Regions from separate parts of the Homo sapiens genome. Here regions 1, 2, 3 and 4 are each linked to region 5. The links are chromatin contacts, found by Hi-C or POLR2A ChIA-PET in ENCODE. All regions are on one chromosome and are shown on one strand. The core of a region is the stretch at or near the end of the contact, and the rest is flanking DNA. Distances in the headings are between cores, read along the strand shown.

What was found. Hi-C counts contacts between places; a loop is a spot of excess contacts on that map. ChIA-PET counts read pairs that join two places held with the same protein, here RNA polymerase II (POLR2A). Pooled maps may share reads with other maps.
Region 1: a pooled map shows a loop between it and region 5 (18-fold over the local background). The contact joins the enhancer-like site here to the promoter of APPL1 in region 5. A Hi-C loop is called at or near these places in 5 of 50 pooled maps. POLR2A ChIA-PET finds 5 or more read pairs at or near these places in 3 of 52 experiments (BJ, OCI-LY7 and activated B cell).
Region 2: a map of natural killer cell shows a loop between it and region 5 (7-fold over the local background). The contact joins the promoter of ARHGEF3 here to the promoter of APPL1 in region 5. A Hi-C loop is called at or near these places in 5 of 168 maps with a recorded cell type or tissue (B cell, CD8-positive, alpha-beta T cell, heart left ventricle and 2 more) and 23 of 50 pooled maps. POLR2A ChIA-PET finds 5 or more read pairs at or near these places in 3 of 52 experiments (OCI-LY7, activated B cell and activated T-cell).
Region 3: a loop to region 5 is called in a pooled map, with 5 times the contacts of the local background. The contact joins the enhancer-like site here to the promoter of APPL1 in region 5. A Hi-C loop is called at or near these places in 1 of 168 maps with a recorded cell type or tissue (heart left ventricle) and 8 of 50 pooled maps. POLR2A ChIA-PET finds 5 or more read pairs at or near these places in 1 of 52 experiments (MCF 10A).
Region 4: a pooled map shows a loop between it and region 5 (9-fold over the local background). The contact joins the enhancer-like site here to the promoter of APPL1 in region 5. A Hi-C loop is called at or near these places in 10 of 37 single-sample maps with no recorded cell type and 12 of 50 pooled maps. POLR2A ChIA-PET finds 5 or more read pairs at or near these places in 1 of 52 experiments (activated CD4-positive, alpha-beta memory T cell).

What each region holds. Positions count from the first base shown.
Region 1 is chr3:56,724,041-56,726,740 of GRCh38, reverse strand. No RefSeq gene overlaps it. Among named protein-coding and RNA genes, the nearest start is that of TASOR, 42 kb to the right of the region's middle. Within about 2 kb of position 1,345, at least 6 of the 41 ENCODE cell types and tissues checked have a DNase peak (open chromatin) inside an H3K27ac peak, as active enhancers do.
Region 2 is chr3:56,800,540-56,803,239 of GRCh38, reverse strand. It overlaps ARHGEF3 (Rho guanine nucleotide exchange factor 3), which reads left to right and starts at 1,291. Exons shown (of 10, transcript NM_019555.3): 1 at 1,291-1,537. The coding sequence starts at 1,442. RefSeq lists a silencer at 1,122-1,291.
Region 3 is chr3:56,782,733-56,785,432 of GRCh38, reverse strand. The region is part of intron 1 of ARHGEF3 (Rho guanine nucleotide exchange factor 3); the gene reads left to right. Among named protein-coding and RNA genes, the nearest start is that of ARHGEF3, 18 kb to the left of the region's middle. RefSeq lists an enhancer at 1,230-1,629. Within about 2 kb of position 1,417, at least 28 of the 41 ENCODE cell types and tissues checked have a DNase peak (open chromatin) inside an H3K27ac peak, as active enhancers do; they include heart left ventricle, where a contact is called at or near this core.
Region 4 is chr3:56,922,592-56,925,291 of GRCh38, reverse strand. It overlaps a transcript of ARHGEF3 not described here. Among named protein-coding and RNA genes, the nearest start is that of ARHGEF3-AS1, 16 kb to the left of the region's middle. Within about 2 kb of position 1,296, at least 24 of the 41 ENCODE cell types and tissues checked have a DNase peak (open chromatin) inside an H3K27ac peak, as active enhancers do.
Region 5 is chr3:57,226,453-57,229,152 of GRCh38, reverse strand. It overlaps APPL1 (adaptor protein, phosphotyrosine interacting with PH domain and leucine zipper 1), which reads right to left and starts at 1,424. Exons shown (of 22, transcript NM_012096.3): 1 at 1,216-1,424. The coding sequence starts at 1,269. It also overlaps a transcript of HESX1 not described here. RefSeq lists a silencer at 967-1,626.

The sequences.
Region 1 (2,700 bases), core at 96-2,595, 500 kb after region 5:
GCAAATTTCACTTTGAAATTCTTACTGGAATTTCAGTCTACTTTAATTAAAATGATTAGTACTCTTTCTAGTCTGAGCACAGTGGCTATACCTCTAATCCTAGCAGTTTGGGAGGCCAAGGCAGGTGAATTACTTGAGCCCAGGAGTTCAAGACCAGCCTAGGCAACATGGCAAAACCTCATCTCTACAAAAGCACAAAAATTAGCCAGGCTTGATGGCATGTGCCTATAGTCCCAGCTACTCAGGAGGCTGAGTCGGGAGGATCCCTTGAGCCTAGGAGGCAGAGGTTGCAGTGAGCTGTGATCACACCATTGCACTCCAGCCTGGGTGACAGAGTGAGAACCTATCTCAAAAAAGAAAAAAAAGATTAGTACTCTGTCCCACAATGAGTGAGGTTTTTTAGATGAAAAGGCTAAACATTTTTAAGCTGTTAGTAGCCAATTCTCAATAGCACATTGGCCCAATAAGGCTGGTAGTTAGTCTTATCTTTACAATAAGCTCTCACCATTTTCTTTTTTTTCTTTTTCTTTTTTTTTTTTTTTTTTTTTTGAGACAGTCTCGCTCTGTCACCCAGGCTGGAGTGCAGTGGTGCGATCTCAGCTCACTGCAAGCTCCACCTCCTGGGTTCATGCCATCCTTCTGCCTCAGCCTCCCAGGTAGCTGGGACTACAGGCGCACGCTGCCACGCCCGGCTAATTTTTTGTATTTTTAGTAGAGACGGGGTTTCACCGTGTTAGCCAGGATGGTCTCGATCTCCTGACCTTGTGATCTGCCTGCCTCGGCCTCCCAAAGTGCTGGGATTACAGGCCTGAGCCACCACGCCCGGCCAGCTCTCACCATTTTCTTTAACATACTGTTAATTCCCAAATTTGGCAAGATATTCACATAAATAAATATAAGTCCAAATTTTTTCCCAAATGCAAAGTCGCTTCTCCTAATTTTTTTCTTCCTCCTCCTCCTCATCTTTTTTGTCCGTCCTCTTTTCTCACTGCTGCTTTGGCTATTCCCTCTGTTTTTCACTCCTATAATTGTACTGACTGTCAATGCTAAAGGATGTATCTTACAGTATATTAGAAGATGTTTGTACTGACATTTTGTGGGTTAGTACAAATGAGTGAGGGCTAAATGGTTTTTCTTCAGTCAATTTTCAAGATGTTATTTCACATACAACTAGATGTAATCCTTGCAGTCTAAATGAAAACTCATAAGCAATGAACAGAGCCAGAACTAGCAATTTTCTGTAAAATTAGAGCATGGTTTCAGCTTCTGGGTTGTGGTCACCGCCACTGACTGCTTTAGTTTCCATTCCCAGCACAGTCTGCGGCAGCTAAGAATGCACAACTCTTCATAACCACAGCCCTGTTTCAACAAAGACTGTGTGGCTGCAGGAAACTGCAACCCACCATCTTGGTGAAGAGCCTGTTCAACTTTCCATTTACATTCTGTCCATGTCCGTTTTTTACTAATTCTCCCAAAGCCTGAGGACTCTCAAAGATTTGGCAAAGAAACTGTCTGGCCAATCAGTTTCACTCACCTGGTTCCCCTTGGCATTGAGGAGAGAAGACACTGAATACCCCCCCTTATTGATGCAGCTGATTCAATTAATTCACACTAGCTTGTTTATTGACAGAATTCTAGAACTACACTATTGGAAGGGAAGAGGGTTACCCAAGCCCAAACCTACCAGTAAAAATCTGACAATCATCAAAATTTAAAACCTTGTCCGCATGAGCACACAGTGAGAAAAGGTGACCGTATTCACTGTACCTGAAGGGTATTGAGGGAAACAAGTTGGAAAAAAAAATGCTCATGACATCATATCTCCTTTCTCCAGGCTTGGTTCATATATCAGTCAGCTGCACAGACCTACCTAGTCAAAGCAGTTTTCAGTTGACGTGAGGGAATAGCAAGGAATTAGAAGTCATGCACTGTATCTTTAAGAGCTAATCACTTAGCCTAGGAAACTGGACATGCATTCCAAAGCTTGTCCACATGCAAACATACCTAGGTATTAATGAACTGTGCTCTCTCATCTGTGAAAGGTTTGAAAATGACATCCTACAAGTGTTTTATTCTCTGTTGCCAGGGACACTGGACCCTTCAAGCCCATTTAAATGTGAGACTGTATGTGAAATCACTTTTTAAAAAGATACTAAGAGCTAGTAGTTTTCATTGTTATTTAATAATCACTTTTAAATTTGTACATGTTGCCCAGGCATGGTGCCTTATGCCTGTAATCCCAGCACTTTGGGAGGCCGAAGAGGGCAGATCACTTGAGACCAGGAGTTGAAGATCAGTCTGGCCAACATGGTGAAACCCCGTCTCTATTAAAAATATGAAAAATTAGCTGGGCATGGTGGCAGGCGCCTGTAATCCCAGATACTCAGGAGGCTGAGGCACGAGAATCACTTGAACTTGGGAGGTGGAGGTTGCAGTGAGCACAGATTGCACCACTGCATTCCAGCCTGGGTAACACAGTGAGACTCTGTCTCAAAAAATAAAAAAAAATAAACCGTACATGTGAAATTTCTCAAAAGTGTGGCCTTGGCCTGGGTCTTTTTCATTCGTTGTACTATATACCTGGAGAGACTTTTCAATCCAGATAATTTGGAATTTTTTCTTGTATTTTTTTTTCTTACATATTTTCATTCCCACAATTTTCTATTTTCTCTTTCAGGAATTCCAGAAAGAGAGATGAAC
Region 2 (2,700 bases), core at 42-2,541, 430 kb after region 5:
ATTTTTCTTATAAAAAATTTTAAAACATGAGCTATAAGCTTAAGTCCCTTTTGTTCACTATCTTTAATTCTTTAAACCCAGGTGCCTCCCTTCAGCCACAGGGGAACTGGTAAAAGCTTGCTGTGGATTCTTGTAGACAGTGTTCAATGCTATTTACCCACAAATATGTCTTTATAGAAAATATATGATATTCTTTGGTAAACTTGTATTTTTTTTTAACACAAATGGTATTGTATTATGCTTAGTCTGCAATTATTTTTAAACTGAGTCTAATACATTGGAGATCTTTCCATGCCACACCCATAGACCCATCTCCTTTTTCACTGCTGCTAAGCGGTATTACACAGTGAAGAAAGTTTATTTAAGCACTCCCTATTGATGGATATATTACCATTGTTTCCAGTTATTTTTTATTTTTTACTGCCCCAGACAGGGCTGCTGCAAACAACCTTAAGATCAATCGCCTTCTTGGGCATTTATAATGTCATTGTTTCTCCAAAAAGGATCCAGAAAGGTGTGGTAGTGCCAGGTCATCCATGCACAGCTTTATACTTGAAGGACACTCTGTCAGATTGCCCTCGAGTGTCAGGCAGCCTCTGAATATGCTAGTCAAATTTAAAAGTTGGTGCAAAGTGGGAAAGGTCTCGAGGGAATTTTCCGGGGGTGGTGGAAATGTTTCGTATACCGACTGTGGAGGTGGTTATACGGGTGTTTACATTTGTCAGAACTCAACAAACGGTACTCTTAAAATGGGTGCATTTTGCCATTTGTAGATTATATTCCACTGACATTCATTTAAAAAACCAAACAAAAACAAAACAAAACAAAAAAAACGTGCAGTGGCCTGGGAACAGGGTAAGAGAGAACACCACCCCTTTCTAATGTGGGCTTTTAAAACGCTCGCTTTTCCCCCCAGGCTCCTTCCTGCCTCCAGGTGTCACTACAGCCTCCTTTCTCCCCGTTGCCCGGTTTCGCCCCAGCCTCCTTTCTACCAGCAGCCTTTCACCCGGAGAGTGCCAAAGAGCCCGAAAGGAGCTATCATGGGGTCTGCCTGCCCCGCAATCGCGGCCCACGCTCTGCGGGGGCGCCCGGAGTCGAATACCAGCGGGGAGAGAGAGGTCCCTCTCCACCCGCGGGACCGCCCCACGCCCCTCGCAGCCCCAGGAGGTGTCCGCGCTGCGGCACGTGGGCCCTCCCGGCAGCGTGGGGCGGTGCCGAGCCGGCGGCCCGCCCCCTCCCCACCCATCAAGGCGTGGCTGGCACGGTCCCGCCCACTCGGCTCCGGAGCCCAGTCGAGTCCTGCCCGGCTAGAAGCCGGCTGTCGGTCTCCGTGTCGCCGCCGCCGCCCGGCATCGTGGAGCTGGGGCCCCCTTTTGCCTGGGAGTTTTGTAGTCGCCTAGGGTCAGCGGTGACATCCCAAAGGGCAGGCCCGGCAGCCGCCATGGTGGCCAAGGATTACCCCTTCTACCTCACGGTCAAGAGAGCGAACTGCAGCCTGGAGCTACCCCCGGCCAGCGGTCCGGCCAAGGACGCTGAGGTAGGGCCGCGCCCTGCACCTGGACCTCTATGGGTCATCTGCCTGTCTCGTCTGCCTCCATCTCCCATTCTCGGCGCCCGTCCAGTGTCACTGTCTCTGTTTCCATCTCTCACTCTCCGTGTGTGCCACTTTCTCTCTCTACATCTCTCCCACAGTCTTCTTTGTGTCTCCCCGTCGCCATCTCTCACCCTGTCTCCTTTTCTCTCGCTTTTTCTCTGTGGACCAAGCACTAGCTGCCTCCTCTCTCCCTGTCCCTCTACCTGCCGGTCTGGGAGCAACTGCCTCCTTGCCTTTGCAGGGCTCTCAGACTGTCCATCTTCTGTCTGGACTCTCAGAGGGACTTTCTCCTACTGTCAGCAAGCCCCAGTGTCAGGGAAGTGTCAGCAAGCCCCAGTGTCGCTACCCTTTAAGCGAGTTTTTTTTGCCTGGGTTGTGAGAGCAGAGGGACGTACCAGCCCTCTCACCTGTCAGACTTGGCCTTGCAGCCCTTTGGCAGCAAAAACAGGACACAGCGCCTCTGCCTATCACCTGTGGCCAGTGAGGGTCATTCAGCCGGGGGGCTGGGGCTAAATGAGTAAATTGGAGTGTCTCCCACATGGATCTTGAAAATGAATTAAAGTCCTTAGGGTCAATGGAAAGCTGCCTTGGAACATTGGAAACATTTCTCTTTCTGGGAACTTTCCTGTGCCTTGCGGGCGATGTGAAGGAGTGCTCCCAGGTTATGTTTAGTCTGCCTTTTCCTCTTGCGTGTTATTTCTCTGGCACATAGCTCACTGGCCTTAAAGGTTGGGTTCAGCTGGAGGAGAAAGCATCCCTCTCTTTGAGGGTCTTAGGGAATACAGTCGCTTTCGCTAGATTACAGCTTTGCTGTGGTCAAGCTGCGGTGGAACCCACAGGACCCAGCTAGTCATTGCCGCTCATGCGTGTATCTGGGAGCTTTCCACTCTCCCACACCTCACTCTGCGAACATCAAACATCACCACCACCACTGGGGAAAGGCTGAAGGCAGGTGTGCATCCGGCCTTGTCACAGCATTCTTGAGGTTCCACCCACTCGCCTTCCTTGGGTCTGCTCAGCTGTATGCACTTGGCTCACTGAATCATGTATATTCGGGAGCACACCATCAAAGATTCATTTCCTCTAGCAAGAGCTGCTCCAGGCTG
Region 3 (2,700 bases), core at 168-2,667, 440 kb after region 5:
ATAATTCAGCAGTGTTGGTGGCAGTGGGCGGGTGGGAGGATAATGCAAACCTCAAGACCCATCTATAAGGACCCAAGATTAGGACTTGGGTCCTTATCTTGAGATTTTACTGCTTTCCTTTCTTCCAATATAGCCTTGAATCCTGCCAGACCACCGCTAGTTTTGCCGTATCCAGCCAGAGCTTGACTAAACAGATGATAAAACCACAGGAAGAAAAGGAAGGCAGGAATATGGCATCAAAATACATGGTCTCGTAGCAGCCTCAGTGGCCAGAGCAGTTATTGGTATGATTCTGGCAGGTGACGTGGAACTCTAGCTTTGTCCCTGGAAGGATCAAGGCAAAATCCAGTGCTGCAGGGAATAGAAGAGGGCAGGGGCGCAGGCTGGCAGAGAGACCATGCCTCTCCCAGGACAACAGAAATAAGGACAATACTCTGATATTTACTGAGGACTAACAGGCGGGTGTCTGCCAAGCATATTATACACCTAGTCTCCTGTGATCCTCCCAACAACTCTGTGAGAAGGTAGGAGAGTCATCTTCACTTCACAGTAGAGGAAACTAGCTTATAGAGGTTATATTTTGGGCCCAAGGTCGTAGGGTATTGCACTCTGACCAGACAGGTTGGCTCATATTTTATCCTTAGATCCTTTGCAAAGAATCAATGCACTCTTTGGGCCAGAGTGATAAGAACTTTGTCACTTGCTGCAGAGGCATTCAGATTATTCCTAAGCTCTGAGAGAGCCCAGAAAATGTCCTTAAAGAAGCAGGAATGGAACTCCAGTGGCATCCTTTTCCTCCTTCTCCAACCCCACCCAAGGGGAAGCGAGGGAATCCCTTTTACAGTGATAAACAAATGCAGAACATATATTCCACCCAAAGGTTTCCAAGAAGTCAGTAGGAAATGACTGACTCCGGAACCCCAAAGTCACAGAGACTGTCCTCTGGACCCCGTGGCTGTGACCAGGAGATCTTTTCTACCTCTGGGTGCCTCGTTGTGTGACCAGGAGACCTTTTCTACCTCTGGGTGCCTTGTTGGCATCATCCAACCAGGGATGTCCAGCCCCATTTTCCAGACCGGCGGATGGGTGTGGCATTATAGGCACGTTATTTCTGTGGCATTCTTGCCAAAAATGCATAACCTGATGTGAGAAAACATCCTCCGGGCCCATGGCTGGCCTTCCCATAAGGGCCACAGAGACTTGATGCTGCTGGCAACTCTCCTAATTTTTAAGGAGGTTGAACTCTTTAAAGTTCTCCAGCTCTGAGCATCTGGCCCTTTCTGCCTCAGAAGGCAGATGTGGAGCCAGGGACCGCAGAGAGAGCTAAATATTTGGCTTCCTCTTTCTCTGAAGGTCTGTAGCATCATGTCTGGGCATGACCAAGATGAGTTTCAGGCAGTGGGGGCTGGTGTTTGCTAAAAGGAACTTAACAGGGGTGTGGGTGTGCAGTTCTCCCTCTGCCCAAGGTTAAGTAATAGTAACATCCTGTGTAAAGAGAATTGAATGTGGTTTTCTGCTAAACTTCAATGTTTTAGGGCTGTTTATTAGATGTGTTTAATCTTGGGCCAATTTAACCAGTAGCAGACTAATAAAATAACAGATTTGGGCTTGCTGCCAGGACAAATGTTGACTTACCCTTATAATGTTGACTAAAACGAGTAACTTTGAAAGTTATTGCAGAGTGAAACCTTAGCCAGAAATACAGCGTCTGAAACAGTGGTTTTGTTTTATTTTACTGGCTCTGCTTAGAGATTATGTTTGTAACCTAGGCTGCTGCCTGCTTCACCTCTCAGAGTCCTGTATTTTACTGAATTATTTCCCAAGGCTCTTTTTTTCAGCCCATAAACCTTCACTCAGCAAAAATGAATTTCCCCATGGCAGGCAAGTAGGAGAGGTTACTTTTCCAATGTGGGGGCAAAAACTCAGTGGTACCAAGAAGAATGAAGGTAATGACTTGCTTGAGTCTTCTCTCAGAAACAAAATGGTATGCCATGAACATTCACCCTCTCCAAATTTGTAGTAAAATTAATTGCTTCTCCCGGGTGTACCGGAAGAAATCCATCTCGCTTGCCGCCTACCCCCACCTTTCCTTCATTTTGCCATGCAGTTTATTACAAACACTAGAGAGCTATAGTATTTTGCTACCATGTGTTTTGGACTTGAAGGAAACAGGGGAGGCCAGGAGGAAATGAAGCTAGGAGGACTACAGAAATTGTCATAAAGTGTGATTTCTTTCTACCCCTGTTTTTTTAATTTGTGTTTTATAGGAAGCTGGTTTGGGCAGGGCCTCTGAGCATGGTTTCAGAGGCTCCTGCCAGCATTGTGTGAGCTCAGCCAACTGCCAACTGTCCTCCTTATACCTCTCCCTTATTCAAGGCTCCCCCGAAAGCAACCACCTCACAGGGAGACTTTGGCCAAGAAGCCATAGGTGCTGAATCTGCTTTTGGTGCTGACTGGCTCAGGCAGACAGAGCTTGATATACAGAGAATAAACGTCATCCCTCTAACATTAATATGTTCAGTTTTATGTACCTGAGAGTTGATGGTTTAATTTGTGGGTTTGCCCAGACTCTCTTGCGACTTCTCTCATCATCTGCTCTTTAGCACTTCCATGAGACGGGGCAAGAGATTGTTGGAGTCTCAATCCAGCAGCCCGAAAGCCTGTCTGCAGCTTGGGTTTGAGACTGAACTAACTCAGGGT
Region 4 (2,700 bases), core at 47-2,546, 300 kb after region 5:
CCACCAAACAGTTATTGTAAAGACACTATTGCTACCACTGCTGGGTAGGTGTAGACGCCATGGCTTGCACCACCAATGCTGGTTGTAGGCTGTGGCTACCCAGTCTACCCTTACTCTGCCTCTGCAAGCTGCCACCACCCTCGCAGAATGGGGTCTGCAGCGGCCCTGCCGCTTTGCATCCCAGCACATGATTGGCTGAGCCTGCTCATGTTCTCATGCTGTGGCTGCAAGGGAGGCTGGGAAGCAAGTGTATGGCACTCTCATCTCCTCTGGTAGAATGTGGGCTCTGGTTCCTGAGTTGGGGAATTCCCCAAAGCTAGCCAGGTAGGGGGTTCAGCTGCAGGAGACTCAAAGGGTGACCCTTATGTCAGAGGCATGTGAACAAGAGCAACTCCATCTTGAATAGGAGCTGGGTAGCATGAGGCTGAGACCTACTGGGCTGCATTCCCAGACAGTTAAGGCATTCTAAGTCACAAGATGAGATAGGAGGTCAGCACAAGATACAGGTCATAAAGACCTTGCTGATAAAACAGGTTGCAGTAAAGAATCTGGCTAAATCCCACCAAAACCAAGATGGCAACGAGAGTGACCTCTGGTCATTCTCACTGCTACACTCCCACCAGTGCCATGACAGTTTACAAACGCCTTGGCAACGTCAGGAAGTTACCCTATATGTTCTATAAAGGGGAGGCATGAATCATCCACCTCTTGTTTAACATATAATCAAGAAATAACTGTAAAAATGGGCAACCGTCTATGGAGTAGCCATTCTTTTATTCCTTTACTTTCCTAATAAACTTGCTTTCACTTTACTCTCTGGACTTGCCCTGAATTCTTTCTTGCATGAGATCCCAGAACCCTATCTTGGGGTCTGGATCAGGACCCCTTTCCTGTAACACAGAGACTCATGGAGTAAGGAACACGTAGTGTCGCTGGGCCTCAGCAGCTTTCATCTAATAGGCAGTGGTGCTTTAAGAAAGGCCTGACTGCTTTCCTCTTAGACAATGATTTTTTTAAAAAGAGTGCTGAATTTGGAAGCAACTAGTTCTCAATGTGATGAGAGGCTAGGAACTATTTTTTACACATCATTTAGTTTGTGCAGGTGTGGGGTAGCATGTTTCTCCCCTGTTTATCACAGACTTGCATTCCTGTTGGAAATGCCCTAGCCATTGTCAATGCTTATAATTGCTTCTTGTTACAGCCACGTGGGGCTTATTGTCCATGATTTTGTTGCAAAGTTTATTGTTTATCTTATACGGTCTCCAGGAAGCTGCATGCGGAAATCTCTCAGCCTTACCAGGAAGTCTGACTTAAAGGGACAGCCTCCAGGGCAGAGCCCTAACTGGGAGGAGGTGCTGAGCTTCCAACCAGGACCAGTTACCTTGGGTGAGAGTTGGAAGCCCTTTCCACCTGTCTCATTTGGTTTGCTATTTTCCAGTGTTTTGGTGATTCCTTTCTGATTCTGAATTAAGGGAGAAAAAGTGGCAATACCAATTCTTCATGTACACATGAACACACCCAAAACATAACAAAACAAAAAACCACTTTCACTGGTGTTTAGGCAGAATGAACACTCTGAGTCATGGGACACACATGCTTTTAAATCTCTTGGTTTCTTGGGGGTATTTTCATAAAAGTCTTGAACTTTCTAGATGGATACAGGGATTTCAGGGAAGTCAGCATTGTAAGATTAAAAAAATAAATATGACTTAAGTTTTAACTATGCTCTCATTTTTTTTCTCTATTGGAAGGAAGAAGGGAAATGGGAAACTGCTAGTTTCTATTACCTTTTTCTTAGATGCCCAGTTGACAGTCAAATCAGGATAGAAAAATCAAACTCTGGATTTCAGATTTGGTACTGCTTTTCAATTTGCTAGGAGGAAAATTTGAACCAGTTTCCATCGTTACACCAAAAAATTTCCTCTTCTGTTTGAAAAAAAATAAATTATTACTGTGCCTTTGTCTTTTAAAAAATATTTTATTATGGAAAAATTAAAACCTATACAAAAATAGAAACAATAGTATGATGGCCCAAAGTTCCCATCATCCATTGTTCTGCTTCTTTTTTTGAGACGGAGTCTTGCTCTGTTGCCCAGGCTGGAGTGGCACGATCTTGGCTCACTGCAACCTCTGCCTCCTGGGTTCAAGTGATTCTCCTGTCCCAGCTTCCCGAGTAGCTGGTATTATAGGCACACGCCACCATGCCCAACTAATTTATATATATATATATATATATATATATATATATATATATATATATATATATTTAGTAGAGATGGGGTTTTGCCATTTTGGCCAAGCTGGTCTTGAACTCCTGACCTCAGCTGATCCTTCCGCCTACGCTTCCCAAAGTGTTGGGATTACAGGCGTGAGCCACTGCACCCAGGCTGTTCTGCTTTTAAATACATATGTCAGTTAGTATCCTACCATCCTCCCTGCAACCTGCTAGGGATAAAGGAGTCATTCCTGTTTTACAGATAAGGAAACTAAAGATCAAGGAAATTAAGAGTGACTTACCAGGTCATTCAACTAGTAAATGGCAGAGCCAAAAATCACAGAGCCCAAATATTAATTTATTGTTAACTATTCCAGCCAGATGGTTTTTCCCAGAAATTATCCCTAAAGAGTTATCTGAAGTCAAAATAATGGTGAGAAACTTTTTAATAAGAATGATTCTTGCTTTTGTTATATATTTTTAAC
Region 5 (2,700 bases), core at 175-2,674:
CAGTCAAGATAAACCAAATGTGAGTTTCTCTTTTTGTCACTATCAGCTGTTAAGAGTACATTAGCAGCAGGCAACTGGCCTGTGAAGATAACTTTCAGAATAAAAAAGAACAAATCAATTCTACAATCAGAGCCCCATTTCAACTTGGCAATTAACATTGGCACAAAATCCATGGCAGAAGTGCCATCCAGGAAAAGGAGATCTAGACCTCTTCTGCTTTTCTTCTTTGGGGGCCATGTTCAACTGTAAAGACACACGAAATGGTGCAACTGCATTTCTAAATCAGCAACAATTCAGAAATGTTTCATTCTAAATAGTGTCCAACCAGCAACACCGTCTTAAACCGTTTAAATTATCGTGTAAAACGGCTTAGAGATGAAGTTTTCCCTATGCAAGTTACAGCCCCTGCCAACATTTTAAAAAATATAGCTGCTTTCATTCTGCAGTACTGAAAACATATTAAATGGTTACATTTTCCAAAACTGTCTTAAGCTAGAGCAACCACATCAGCATCATTCCGACGCACAGAACACAGGGCTTTTATTTTGATGAGTTTATTAAGGCCAAGTCTGCAGGGAGCAGCGCAGCAGTCGCGGAGCGGCGAAGGCACCGTCCATCCCTCGCCGTGCACAGCTCGAGTGACAGCGACCACAGTCACGGCCGCGACACGGGCACATTCGGCGGGGAGAGCGGTCTTGGGCTCCGGGACCCGTCACGGGCTTTGCCATTAGGGCTCCACACACAACCTTACAGCCTCTCCCAAAGAAAAACGATCCATTTCCTTCCTTAGCTTGCTGAGCCTCGGAAATCATTAAATAAGACTATCGGGGTTTCTCTCCCTTCTGCAATTTTTCTGAAGAGGTTCTCAGGGAGAAAATTCCAGGATCGAGATTTGGCACCTCACATCACCGCGATAAAAACGGCGCCTTTCGTCAAATAAAAAGGACCCGCGCGCGTACGTGACCGCCCGGCCCACGAGCACCAGCGGCTCGGTCTCCGCCTGCGGCCCTCGGCCCAGCCGAGCAGGCCCACGCGGGCCTTGGGCGGCGGGCCCAGCCTCCACAACTCCGGGCGCGGCCTGCGACGGGCGGTGACCTAGGGCGGCGGCGGCCCCCACCTGGGCCGGGGCGGGCACCTGCGGGAGCCGCGGAGGCGCCAGACCTGGGGTCGGCCAGCTGGGCTCTCCCTCGTCGCCCACCAGCTCCCGCGCCTCACCTGCGGGCTGTCCTCCAGCGTCTCCTCGATGGGCAGCTTGTCGATCCCCGGCATCGTGGCGGAGGGAGGGCGGTGGCAGGAGACGCAGCTGCCGCCCACAGCTCCCCGCGCCGGCCCGCCCGCCGCAGCTGACCCCGGCCCGCCCTCTCCGGCAAGGGCTGCAGCCGTCCCCGCCCGCACAGCCTTCTCCAGGCGCCGAGCGGCCGTGCGGGAAATCCCGCCCCCTCGGCCTCCCTGCCCCGCCTCCCGGCGCGTCCATTGGCTCCCGGGGACGCCCATCCGCGCTGCGGCGGTGGTCGGGAGGTTCCCGTGCGGCGCTAGGCTCTCCCGCGAGCGCGGGCGTCGGAAGCGGCGGAGGTGGCAGTGTCTGCCCTGGGATGGCCTTCCCTGCACGCGCGCGTTTGTATCTAAATCGCAGGGGACCGTCTCTTCCTCAGCTTGCCGGCGCGAGGAGCCAGAGCCTCGAGTTAGGGCCACACGGGGGAATTTGGGGCGGGTTGACTTTTCCCGCAACATATTTTGTCAGAGACCTTGGAGAAAGTCCTACTGCTGGCGCCTTTTAGTTTCCTCAGATGATAACATTCCCAACTCCGCTCGAAGCGTCCAGTCTTAATCCCCTCCAGCAGAATGGTGCTGACTAACTCAGATGTCTGAGATCCGCAGCTGTGTCAATAATAGGGCTTTCTGGCAAACTTGTGAACGTAGGCTCGAAATTGTTTTTCTGGACGCTTGAATATCAGTATATTCAGTTGAAAACATGTGATTTTGTTGCCAGTTTATCAGTTCCTACCTGGCCTCCCGAGGTCAGTCCTTCAGGACTGACGCTGCAACTCCAACTCCCATGTTTCTTTTAAATCACAAAGGAAAATATCTTTTAAAAATCAGGATACACTGATTAATTATGTTAGTAACTAATTGGCATTTGTTGAATCAAAAAGTTTTGGAAGCGTTAAATAGTTTTAGCCTCTAATTTTACAATAAAGTGAAGCTCAAAGTTGGGAATTTGACCGGATGAGGGCTACAAGCCTATCCTTTCCTCCTCCCTCTTCATCTTTCCCAACCTGTCACCCTGGCTCGTTTATGTCTCTGTATAGTTGTAGGCTTTCATCATTATACAGAGAAAATAACAAAGTAAGTAGTGTCTTCTAAACATCTAGCCATTAATTCCACCAATCCATTCCATTTTCATTCAAGAAATACCAGAGATGCTGAGTAAAGATTAATTAGCTGCCTGGTTCCACAGATACATGGGAACAAATCCAGAATAGTAGTAGCTCAAATCCAAATATAGTAACAAATAGAAGTTATATATTTTAAACGAAAATAGTAGATTTTCCCATGATCTCTTGAAAGAAAAATAAAATTATATTTTTAAAGTTTTGTTGAGTAGACTTGCATTGTAGTTTTACGGAATTATTTTTAGTGTTACAATCTTTAAAAGTTTTCCCCTTAGATTGTTTATCAGCCAGTCTCTCTCTCCCGAAG